Linked DNA regions of Mus musculus: all the other regions are linked to region 2. A link is a loop called in an ENCODE intact Hi-C map of the cell type or tissue named here. Cell type or tissue: left cerebral cortex. All regions are shown on one strand.

Region 1 (4,000 bases), 100 kb after region 2:
CTAGGTGTAATGCAAGCCTTGTCATCCACTGAGCACCCTACCAAATACTCTACATTTAAAAAATTATAATGTGCCTGAGGTAGAGAAGGATGTATCCCAACAGCTGTTTTCCACAGTTCTCAGCTACTCAATGAAAATCTGGTCTCGACATCTACATCTTCCCTCACCTTCCTCCTCAGTCGTAAATACTTCTCATTGTGCGTATACAAGTGTGTGTGTACGTGAGAGTGCACACGCTTGTGCATATGCACGTGCCTGTGGAGGCCAGAGAGGTCAACCTCAGATGTCTCCCTCAGTAGCTCTCTACCTGAGTTTTCAGAATAGGATAGCTCAGTGAGTCTCGAATTTCCCAACTGGCTTCACTGGCTGACCATCAAGCCCCAATGAGTTTTCAGGTCTCATTCTCCCAGTTCTGGGATTAGTGATACACGCGGTCATGCCTAGCTTTTTAAATGTGAGTATTGGGGATCAAATATAGGTCCCCTCACTTATGTAAGTAACTGATCCATTTCTCCAGCCCCACAATGCTCATTTTAAAGATCCGTGAGTATTTACTTTAATATAGAAACCAGTTCGACGATTTCATTTTCCTTGACATTTTCTGATTTCCATATATACATATATATGCATACATTTTTCTCCTCTTTTAAAACATATCGGGTTAGGTTTGCGTTGTAGTGTTTGCTGTTTGCTTAAGAATTTCCTGGCGTATGAGGCTGTAAAGAGCTGAGTGCAGGCAGCTTTCACTGGAAGTCCCACGTCACCATAAAAGCCTGTACTACTTTGGATTACTGCATGGCGGATTAAAAACCCGCGGATCAGTTCTAGGTTAGCCCTGATTAACTCCCCTGGGTGTTTCTGGGCCAGAGAGGGTGCTTGTTAGACTCAAACCTATACTTGTAGTCAGAGTTCACTGAACAAAGAGTTAATTTTTACTTAAATCGAAATCGGGCTAATCATGAAGCTGCCAGGAATGATCTGGAATATGAACTAAAGTGTGCCTGCAGTCGCGTCAGCTGAACCTTCTACCCCCACGGTTCTGTCTGCCCACATGCTTCTGTCTATCAGCCTTGGCCTCCGGATCCGCTCTCACGTCATTGGTTGGATTTCAGGAAGGAAGAAACCCAGGATTTAAAGGGCTCAGTTTTCCACCTGCCAGGCCGGGTCCAACTTGCCTTTGACACATATTTAGGGGAATTTCTACCAGTTCTTCATTTACTACACTGCTTGGTTACAGGAAACAAAGTCCCTGAGGGTGTCACCTTGACAATTTCCAAAACCGAAACTTGCGCTCAAGACTAGATCCACACTGAGTCTGCGAGGCAGAGTCCCTGCCCAGGTCATCAGAGCCAGCCCCGCGGGTAGGAGCGAGGGAGGGGCCTGGAATGGGCGTGGCTTTCCGTGGGAGAGTAGGACTTTGCCCCACCTCCTAAGAAGCCTGCTCTGCTTCCAGCCAGTCAGGTTGCTCTATGCAAATAGAGCCCGGGTCACCCCGGTAACCATGGTGTATGGCAGCCAATGGAAAACAGCCAGTGGCGACCTCGCTCCAGGATTGGTACCGAAGTAAGGCGACAGGGATCCAATGGACTGTGGGAACAGTCCTCGGCGGGTTGAGGGGCGGAGATATGCAAATATGGTTTGAAAAGCCGGCGGGAAATCTGAGTTTCGCGGGAGGACCTTGGCGCGTAAACCGTATCCCTTCATTCATTGTCAGCAGCAGCTTCCTGGAGCCATTTTTCAGCTGCCGGCCGCAGCACCCGGGCTGCCGCCACCGCCTCGCAATCCGTTGCATCGGCTGCCCCCGACGCCTCCATCCCTCCTCGGGGCCTGATATCCGTGCGGCCGGGACCCTCCTCTCTCCAGACCCCCGATTATTTTTGGCCCCCGGGGCCTGTGCGGTGCGGAAAAATAAAAAGAAAAGAGAGAGAGAGGGTTCGGAAGCGCCGGGAGGGGAGGCGAGAAGGAGAGACTTGGAAACTCCGGCTGCAAATAATAAAAGAAATTGAAAGCAATACGTTAATATATCGTAACACTAAAAAAGAGCAGGAGCGAGAGATGAGAAAGGGGATCCAGCCCGCCCTGGAGCAGTACCTGGTGACCGCCGGGGGTGGGGAGGGGGCGGCTGTCGTCGCCGCCGCCGCTGCAGCCTCCATGGACAAAAGGGCACTGCTAGCCAGCCCCGGCTTCGCCGCCGCCGCCGCCCCGGGCACGTACATCCAGATCCTCACTACGAACCCTTCCACCACGTCCTGTGCCACCTCCCTCCAAAGTGGCGCCCTGACCGCCGGCCCCCTTCTCCCCAGTGTCCCCGGCACGGAGCCGGCCGCCAGCAGCCTCTACACCACGCCACAAGGACCCTCCAGCAGAGTCGGGCTGCTGCAGCAGCCACCAGCACCAGGACGCGGCGGCGGCGGTGGCCCACCGGTAATACCCTCCTCAGCGTCCCTAGCCCAGGTGGGAGGCGGGCTCCCGGGAGCGGTGGCGGCGGGAGCGCGAGGCTGAGCATCGTGGGCCTCGTTGCTGTCCCTTCCAGCGTGTGCTTATTGTTAGACTCGGGGTGCTTTCCTGCGGACGTTGGGAGGACGTGGGGGCCTGGGCAGGCACGCGGGGCAGTGGGGAGTCCCTCTTTGAGAACCACATCCAACACTCCAAAACTTTTCGCGCCCCCCCCCCCTCCACTTCTTTTCCTGCACTTTTCCCTACCCCCACTCTCCCCTCCCTTGCAACTCGAAGCTTCCTCTTTCTCGGGCGTAGGAAGGGGTCACGCCCCGGATGGAGAAGGGGGTGGGGGAGGGAGTAGTGCACTGGAGAGTGGGGGACCCCAGAGGATGTAAACTGGGGGACCCGAGGCGTGCAAGCCTCCTCTCCTGTCTCTGCTGCCCCTGGGCGACTGGGGGTCCCGCAGGCGTGCTCCGAGCGCAGGGGCGCCAGTGCCTGGCACCTTTGGGGACCTAGCTCCAGGCAACAAAGGGGATCTGGGAGGTGGACGGGTATCGCGGTGGGGGAGGTGGAGCTGAGAGCCCCGGTGGGCCAGGGCTCGCGCTGTCTGCGACAAGGGGCCGGCGGGCGGGTGCTCCGGCCTGGGCGCATCTCCGCGGTGGCAGCGGCGGCGCCCGCGTGGCCGGAGCGCTGGGGCCTTGCTCTCCGGGCCCCGGGCCTGCCCTTGACCCGCCTCTCCCCTTGCCCCTTCCTTCCCCGCCCTGTCCCCCTCCCCGCCCCCCCGGCGACGGAGGGCGGGGGCAGCCGGGTTCCCGTCCCGCCGCCAGGATCTGTCCCTTCTCTCCGGGACCCGCCGGTGACGTTTCGCACACGTGCGCGGAGGACGCGCCTGTGACTGGGGAGGAGGCGGCGGCGGGAGGGGGCGCTGGAGGGGGAGAGGGGGCACCCACTTCCTCCTGCTCGCCGGCTCCCAGGCCTGGGACGGTCCCGGCGCCCTCGCACCCGGCACCGCCACCCTCCCTCTCCCGTCCCCACCCCCCCACGGCGCCCGCCCTCGCCCGGCGCCGCCGCTCCACTCGGCCTCGGGCCCCCTCTCCAGCCGGCCCCCCACCTCCCCCGGAGCCAGGCTGCTTTCGGAAATGCCCTTACAGCAGCAGGTTAGTGACCTGGACCGCGCGGGGGCCCGAGCCACCGCCGCGGGGACCCGGGATCCCCGGGGGGCCCGAGCCGGAGGGTAGGCGACGGAGCGGGGTTTTGGAGTGGGAACGGGGGGTTGGGTGCTTGAGGGAAATGAGTAAGCAAGAAAAATCTAACTAAGTAAATCCCCGGCCTCCGCTTCTAGGAGCCCCGGGGCGGGAGTGGCCGCCCCCGGGGTGGGTATAGTGTTTACGTGTGTTTCTTTTGGGGGGTGGATGGATGGGCAATTGAAACCCTGATGAGGGCTTCACGCCCGTGGCCGAGTTGAGCTGCTTTCTGTCTTGCTTCCCTTGTGCTGGAGGGGGAGGGGGCGGGTCAGAGGGTAGGGTGTCTGTGGGGTTCCCAGGCCACCCGCCACCCCCTC
Region 2 (4,000 bases):
CCACTGTCTTAGTCATGTTCTACTGCCATGAAGAGACACGGGGACCAAGGCAGCTCTTAAAAAAGAAAGCATTTAGTGGAGGGCTGGCTTACAGTTTCAGAGGTTTAGTCCATTATCATGGTGGGAAGCATGGCCCCACACAGGCAGAAAGGTGCTGGGGAGGTAACTGAGAGCTATAGCCTGATCTGCTGGCCAAGAGAGAGAGAGAGACTCTGGGCTTGGCATGGTCTTTTGATGTAGTACTTCCTACGATAAGGCCACACCTCCTAATTCTAGTGACCACCATTCAGATCTATGAGCCTATGGGGGCCATTTTTATTCGAATGATCACAACAGCTAAGTATGAGAGTTCAGACTCCAGTTCTGTTCAGATCCTAGAGATCCAAGACTCTTTCAGTATGTCATAAAGTATACCCAAGATAGACTTTCCGTGCACAGCCATAAATGGTCAGCTGTACACATCCCTTGCCATAAGGCTGTAGGTAGCATGGCAGAAGAGGGAAGAGAAACAGTGAAGTGCCAGCCTGGGGACTGGGGCAAGGTGAAACAGTATCTTCTGGAGGTGCCAGGATGCCCCCTGCGCTCATGAAATCACAGCATCTGTGGATGCTAAGATTGAGCCATTCAGTACCCTATCATGAAGAATGAAGGGGCTTCCAAGACCTCACACGTAGCTGAAGACTGTTTGACAGTTGATAGCTGCTTAGAAAGGAGAGAATTATTTTTAGAGGTGTTGTACTGGGTGGTTTTTAGGTCACTTGACACAATCTAGAGTCTTTAGAGAGGAAGGAGTCTCCCTTGAGGAAATGCCTCCATGAGATCAAACTGTAAAGCATTTTCTCGACTAGTGATCAATGGGAGAGGGCCCAGCCCATTATGGGTGTTGCCATCCCTAGATTGGTGGTCCTGAGTTCTGTAAGAAAGCAGGCTGAACAAGCCCTGGGAAGCAAGCCAGTAATAAGCAGCACCCCTCTATGGTTTCTGCATCAGCTCCTGCCTCCAGGTTCCTATCCTGCTTGAGTTCCTGCACTGACATCCTCCAGTGGTGACCAGCAATGTAGATGTACAAGCTAAGGAAACCCTTTCTTCCCCAGCTTGCTTTTTGGCCATGGCAACAACATCGCAGCAACAGAAACCCTAACAAAGACAAGTGTGATCTATAGTACGACAACAGTGCTTCAGTGGATGGTCTCACACCCGCTCACATATGGGCAGCACAAATAGTAATCAGTGGGCTAGAAAAGAGGGGATACGAAATTAGGTAGGAGTGGGTCTGGGGGGTCCAGGTGGAGGAAGGGAGGTGGATGTTATTGATTGAATGTTATATACATGTATGAACTTTTCAATAATAAAAACATTATATAGTATATATTATATATGTATATATTGTATGTGTTTATATTATATATGTATATACATGCATATATATTATATATATATGTGTGTGTGTATATAGAGACATTGTCCCTTGCTTAAGTAAAATTTAAGTGACACCCATTAAATAAGCTCAGCTGTAGCTAGGACCATAGGTTTACATTTCCAAGAGACATTATACACAGTGTCTGTGCATGAGAGACCCTGTAGAAGAGTTGATACAAATGCCGTTCCTCTGTCAGCTTTATACTTTCTCTTTAACATCAAGGCAGCGCTTCTCAACCTTCCTGATTCTGTGACCCTTTAACACAGTTCCTCATGGTGTGGTGATTCCCAAACATAAAATTATTTTTGTTGCTACTCCATAACTGTAACTATGCTACTGTTGTGAATCATAATGTAAATAGCTGACATACAGGATATCTGATGTTCGACCTCTCCTAAGGTTTAGAACCTTAAAACTTAAAGCAACTGCTAAGTGAGAGAATTTACAATCTCAAGCCTGTTATTTCTCAGGCGTAACTATGTATCTATCATCCTTTGGCATTTTGTCCATTTGTTTATTATGTAGCCCTGGTTAGGCCCGAACTTGAGATCCTCCAAGTGCTGAGATTAGACACCAGCCTGTGCTACCACTCTCCACCTCCAGGTTTCTGTTTGGTTTTACCTTGTATTTTTAAGGAAAGAAAAACAAACAAACAAACAAACAAAACAAACAAAAACTATCGCAGCCATTTGGTGGAGTGAAGTTAAAAGCGTGGATGAGAAGAAATCCCTTTAGCCTTCTTGATTTTCTTCTATTCACATTTTCTTACAACCCTCTGTAAAGCAGGAAGAGGAAAATAATTACGACTAAAATTGGCCACAGTAACAGCAGTTGCCACAAAAATAAACAGTCAAAAATACAATATAGAAACAACAGCAATATATTTGTCCTTGTGTTTACAGAACATTACAGACTCCCCGAGAAGAAGAGGGGAGCAAGGAAATCTTCACCAGGGAGATCCCAGAATATTCTAGACCACGCGGGGCTGGGCTCTCTCACAAAGAACCTTGGAGCTAGGCGTGCATCCTCACGATCCACCACAAGAGGGCGGTCATCAAAAGCGAGTGAAAGGTCACCCTGCCCTCCGCAGACACCGGAAGAGTAAGTCCCGCCTAAGGGGGTTGAGACTATTTTTATAATCAGAAGCTGCTGACAGAGTTAGGAAAACATGATCCAAATTAAGATTTTCTTCCAACCATTTTGGGGTTGTTAATCCCATCTCAACAATTAATTCCTAGAGATTTATTAGCAGTAATAATAAATTGTCCCATCTGCAGGGCAAAACAGAAACCAAATTAATTACTTACATGAAGAGATGTTAGTAATTTGCTAACATTAGGTAGATTTTATTTTAGGTACATTTTACCCAAAATATGGGATAAGGGAAATTCAGCCTGCATTCACCTTTTTTAAAGATGTGAATTTAAACGGAATCTAATTACTGAGAAATGAAAAACTTGAGTATAATTCTCACTTGTATTACTCTATAAAAGCCCTTTCCTCGCCTCTATGTTTTTCTGTGTCTTGCCAGGTTTTTCATGGAGAATGTACTCCTTAAAATGGCTTCCTCTGACACAGTTAGCTAAGGATTTAGACCTGCCGATCCAAAACCATCTGGCTTCCAAGTGCCAGCCAGTCCCCAGTAGCTTGCTCATTCTTGCTTTCTGGGATCCATATTTCTGAGTTGAGAAGTATTTTCGTGTCTGGACCATGGTACCACTTTTTTACTAGTTTTATAGGCAACCTTGGTTCCTCCTAACCTGTCTGTGGTCCTGTTTCCTTCTTTCTGAAATGGCAAACAAGAATTGTCTTACTTCATCAAGGGACGGTAACTATTTGACGTTGCTTGGTGTGTCAGGGTCCGGGATCTGCTCTGTGAATGCTAATCAGAGCCATTATTAGTGAGTTTTCAAATATCTGCTGAGCACCTACTATCTGTCCATGCACAAAATAACCAATGGTTCCTAACATGGTGGGCTTGCATTCTAGCGAGGAGGTGACAGTAAACAGCAGGCATTCCAGGCAGTCAAGAATGCTTTGAAGCAAGAAGATAAGCACTATGGGAAAGAACGTAGAGCAGGATATGGAGGCTTGCGGGGACTGATAATGGTTAGGCTTGCGAGGACTGATAATGGGTTTCGGGTTTTTTTGGTTTGTTTTTTTAGGGTACTTGGGTAGACCTCATTTAGAAGGAATGGCTTACATACAGAAGTTGGGGGCGTGGGTGTACCACACAGCTCTGTTGGAAAGAACACCCCAACCCTTTCTAGTGTTTTAAGATTTATAGATTTACCCACTTCCCTCCACCGTCCCCACTGTCATGACATAGACACAGATTAAGGCCTGGGCCCAAGACTAAAACTGTGAACTGCCCAGCTTTCTGAGTAACAAATGTCTGAAAATTCTGCGCAACCTGAGGAGCTCTTGTCTTCAGTCAACCACAATTTGTCCTACAGTGTGTGCTTAATCTGCCAGGCAGGATCCAGATCCTACAACCCTCCATCTCTGTTGTCAGCATCATTGCTCAGAGGCCAGTCTCTTCATCTCCTTCTTCATACGCCCCAGCTATATAATCTAAAA
Region 3 (4,000 bases), 450 kb before region 2:
TTTAGATGCCAGCTCTCTGTCAGATGTGAAACTATACAGGATTGTTTGAGAAATCCTGGGTTTTTGTTTTTCCATTATGACGTTGAGTCTTGTTCTTTCAAAGTCTGTTAAGAATTGTGTTGAAATTATGATGTGAATTGTGATGAATCTGTAGATTGCTTTTGATAGGATGGACATTTTTAGTGTGTTCACCCTACAGATCCATGAGCATGGTAAGTCATTCCATCTTCTGATATCTTCCTCAATTTCTTTCTTCAAAGATAAGTTATGATACAGATCTTTCACTTGCTTAGTTAGAATTACACCAAGGTATTTTATATTATTTGTGGCTATTGTGAAGGGTGTTGTTTCCCTAATTTCCTTCTCAGTCCATTTATCATTTGTATAAAGGAGGGCCACTGACTTCTTTGAGTTATTTTGTCTCTAGCTACTTTGCTGAAGTTGTTTATCAGCTATAGGAGTTCTCTGGTAGAATGTTGGGGGTCACTTATGTATATAATCATATCAACTGTGAATAACAGTACCTTCAAGTCTTCCTTCCCAATATGTAACCCCTTGATCTCCTTTAGTTGTCTCATTGGTCTTGCTCAAGTACTAGGTAGAATAGCTATGGACAGTGGACAGCCTTGTCTTGTCCCTGATTTCAGTGGAATTGTTTTTAAGTTTCTCTCCATTTATTTTGATATTGACTATTGGCATGCTGTATATTGCTTTGATATGTTTAGGTATGTGCCTTGAATTTTTTACCTCTCCAACACTTTTATCATGAAGGGGTGTTCTATTTTGTCAAAGGCTTTTTCAGATGTAATCAGATAACCATGTGGGTTTTTTTTCCTTTGAGTTTGCTTATATAGTATTATGTTGATGGATTTTTACATATGCTATGGCTAATCAACACCAATAACTGGACAAGAACACTAGGAAAGACCTCCCCGATTCCCAGAATTTCAGCTTAAAATCGGAAATAATAGTCTTAACTCAGGTGCCCACGTGGAAAGAAAAGGGACATTAACTCAAAGTAATTTCCAAATATCCTTTCTCAGTGACCCAGGCTTAATGGAGGTGGAAGAGGGGAAAGAGGAGAGAAGGGAGGGAGACTTTTCCACCTGCTGTGAGGGCTTTACAATTTATAGGAAGCCACAAAGGCTGTCAGATGTCATTGTGAGACAGTTTAACTGTTTCTTTGCCTAAGGAAGGTAAATGAGTCCCAGGTTGTCTCCATTGTAAATCACAGAGAGGTTTTCTAATTCACATTTGTGCCTGCTGAAAGCAAGGTAAACCGAGGAAAGCACCCTCTCCCTCCAGACTCCAATTTCAAGAGGAGTCTTAATAGTTTTTTTTGTTCCATACTAATTTTAGGATTTTTTTTCTTTTATTTCTGTGAAGAATGCTGTCGGAATTCCTATTGGGATTGCATTGAATCTGTACACCGCTTTTTGTGGAATGATCACCTTCACAGGGACGTCAAATGAAAACTAAGAGACGAAAGGACGTTTCATTCTAATGAAGGACCGAATCTCGGCTTTCTCTCAGCCGCGCTTCATTTGACTTCTTACGTGTCGTATCGCCTTGACTATCACATTTTAGTTTGTTTCTTTTCCGAATCAGAAAGCCTGTATCTTGATTTCTCTGTAACTTAGCATGTTTTTATCACATCACTAGGGCCACTCAGAGCCAGCTGCTTTCCCTCCTGAGGTTTCGGTGGGAATTCTGGAGCACACTGTCTGCTTTATCCTTTCATTCCAGTAGGGGGCAGCAGATGACAGAAGGACGGATTGGTGAGGGTTCGCTTTCTGTGTTGATGTGTTTCTGTGTGACAAGTGAGAATTAGAGTCTTAGTGAGCCAGTCAATCAGAAAGCCACATGATTCATTTGTGTTTACATTTACAACAGAATTTTCAATTCCTCAAAACTGTGGGGTTTCAGAAAATAACTTCTACCCCATTGTTAGGAATTTCCAAAGTTTGACAAGAACACAGAACTGCACACTTAAGAACAGGACTGATATCAAATCATAGTTCTTCTATAAAATGTTTACACTGTATGCTCTATAGCCTTGGATATTCAGTTAATTCAGTATGAGTTGTGGAGACTTATGTAAAGTTGATACTTTAATGATATATATATCTGCTATGGAGGTATTTATGATACAATATCCAGATAATAGTTACACACTATAGACAATTAAGAGAATACAAAGGACTTGTGCTTGGTAAAGGAAATACCAGGGAAATATATTTGGAGAAAATAATGCTTACAGATTAAGATTTAATGGTAGTATTCTTTTTGTCCTGTATGATGCATTCCATAAAAGACTTTTTTTTAGACAGGGTTTCTCTGTATAGCCCTGGCTGTCCTGGAACTCACTTTGTAGACCAGGCTGGCCTCGATCTCAGAAATCTGCCTACCTCTGCCTCCCAAGTGCTGGGATTAAAGGCGTGCGCCACCACCGCCCGGCAGAAAGACTGTTTAGATGGGATGTGTGCTTTCTATCGGACTACAACCTACTTCATGCCTATCAGTGTCCACCCGGCACTTTCCCTCTCTCCCCTGAAGACTTGACTTTCAATATCGAGCCCACCTTTTCCCAGCTAAGTGACCTAGGAGAGCCACCCCGTATCTCTGACCCCCATTCCTTTTACAAAATGGCAACAGTGGGACGTGCCCTGAAGAGCTCTTTTGAAAATGAAATGAGACAGTGTTTATAAGTACATCTTCCTCTCTATCCCCTTCCTCTGCCTTGGCCTTACAACATGTGGAAGTCACTCTTGTGAATACCTGTGTCCTGTCAGAAGGGGCTTGGCATGAGAAGGACAGAGGTCTTGGGGCACAGCGTCCAAGTTTCACTCCTGTGAGAACCACAGACAGTGTTCGTGAAGATAATAACTCGAGAAGTTCTAATTTGATGTTTGCAGCCAGTTTTAACAGGCACAGTGTTTTTCTTTTGCTTTGTCATCAAAAGAATAAACTGAGACCTGTCTAGAGTGGGTGGGACAATTGCTGACAGCCAATCTGGGTGACTTGATGGGACTGAGGGGACCCTGGGTCCAGGACACAGCTCTGCCTGCCACCCTGAAGCCTGGAACCAAGCCTTGTTTGTCACAGAGCACTCTGTCCTTTCCAGAGACATTTTCCCATCCTTGGCAATGAGAGTGTCTAATGGTGGAACTGACCCATCTTCTCATGTCCTTTTGTAGATCGACGCTTGAGAAAGGGACAGCTCATCTGTCTCTCGGGAGGAATAGAAAAGTAGCCCGGGCTGGGGGCTTCAAAGCATGAATTCTGGGGGCTGTAACTCAGGTCAAGACAGAACTGTGGCGTTCTGGTGAAGCAGAAGTGAAGTACAGCCGCCATCTCTGATGCCGCCCAATAACAAAGGAAAGCACAAGAAAGAGGAGTCTTAAATATCTAAAACGTCTAAGCTATCAGCCCTTTTATGAGGAGATCTCTTCACAGGAAACCCCCCCCCCCCCCAGGGCTTAACCTCATTCAGCTAGACAAGAGGGCTTCCCAGATATCCATAGGTTACCAGTAAGGTCCCAGCAAGTCCCACTCTAGAACTCTTGCCAACCCCTCGTCTGCTCCCATGGGCCTGGTGAGGGTGTCCAGGGTGTGACAGAGCAGGGAAGTCTGGAGAACACTGTGTCCTAAGAGTGGGGGTTTTATTTGTGTTTCTTTTAATACATGCTGTGACTCAGGCTATCCTAGAACTCCTTAGATATCCCAGGCTGGCCCCGAACTCATAGTAACCCTCTAGCCTCAGCCTCTTAAGTGCTGCGGTTTCAGGTGTGTGCTACCAGGACCAGCGGAAAGCATTGGAAACATTTAATGTACTTTACCCATGATGAGTCCGTGTGCTGAGATATTTGATGAGGAAGGAAGGTCCATCCATGGCCTCTGTGCTGGGTTGAATAAAAAGGGATTGAGAAAGAAAGCCTGTTAAGAACCAGCATCCTCCCTCCCACCTCCGTGTGTTTCCAGATCTGCTAGGAAAATGCAC

What was found. Hi-C counts contacts between places; a loop is a spot of excess contacts. Peaks named below come from ENCODE experiments on the same cell type or tissue, not always from the same donor. Only the 100,000 strongest peaks of a DNase experiment are listed, where the experiment ranks them.
Region 1: it touches region 2 in a loop (7-fold over the local background); 28 of 42 quality-filtered maps call a loop at or near these places.
Region 3: a loop joins it to region 2, with 2.5 times the contacts of the local background. A loop is called at or near these places in 22 of 42 quality-filtered maps.

Annotation. Positions count from the first base shown.
Region 1 is chr13:29,983,724-29,987,723 of GRCm38, reverse strand. It overlaps E2f3 (E2F transcription factor 3), which reads left to right and starts at 1,661. Exons shown (of 7, transcript NM_010093.3): 1 at 1,661-2,424. The coding sequence starts at 2,056. In left cerebral cortex, CTCF peaks have their summits at 1,664 and 3,353; DNase peaks (open chromatin) are centred at 2,158, 2,866, 3,284, 3,823 and 2 more places; H3K4me3 peaks cover 3,278 bases; H3K27ac peaks cover 2,984 bases.
Region 2 is chr13:30,083,655-30,087,654 of GRCm38, reverse strand. No RefSeq gene overlaps it. Among named protein-coding and RNA genes, the nearest start is that of Mboat1, 51 kb to the left of the region's middle. In left cerebral cortex, CTCF peaks have their summits at 2,265 and 2,472 (motif pointing right); DNase peaks (open chromatin) are centred at 2,460 and 3,116; H3K4me3 peaks cover 711 bases; H3K27ac peaks cover 303 bases.
Region 3 is chr13:30,528,724-30,532,723 of GRCm38, reverse strand. No RefSeq gene overlaps it. Among named protein-coding and RNA genes, the nearest start is that of Uqcrfs1, 15 kb to the left of the region's middle. In left cerebral cortex, a CTCF peak has its summit at 1,749 (motif pointing right); a DNase peak (open chromatin) is centred at 1,742.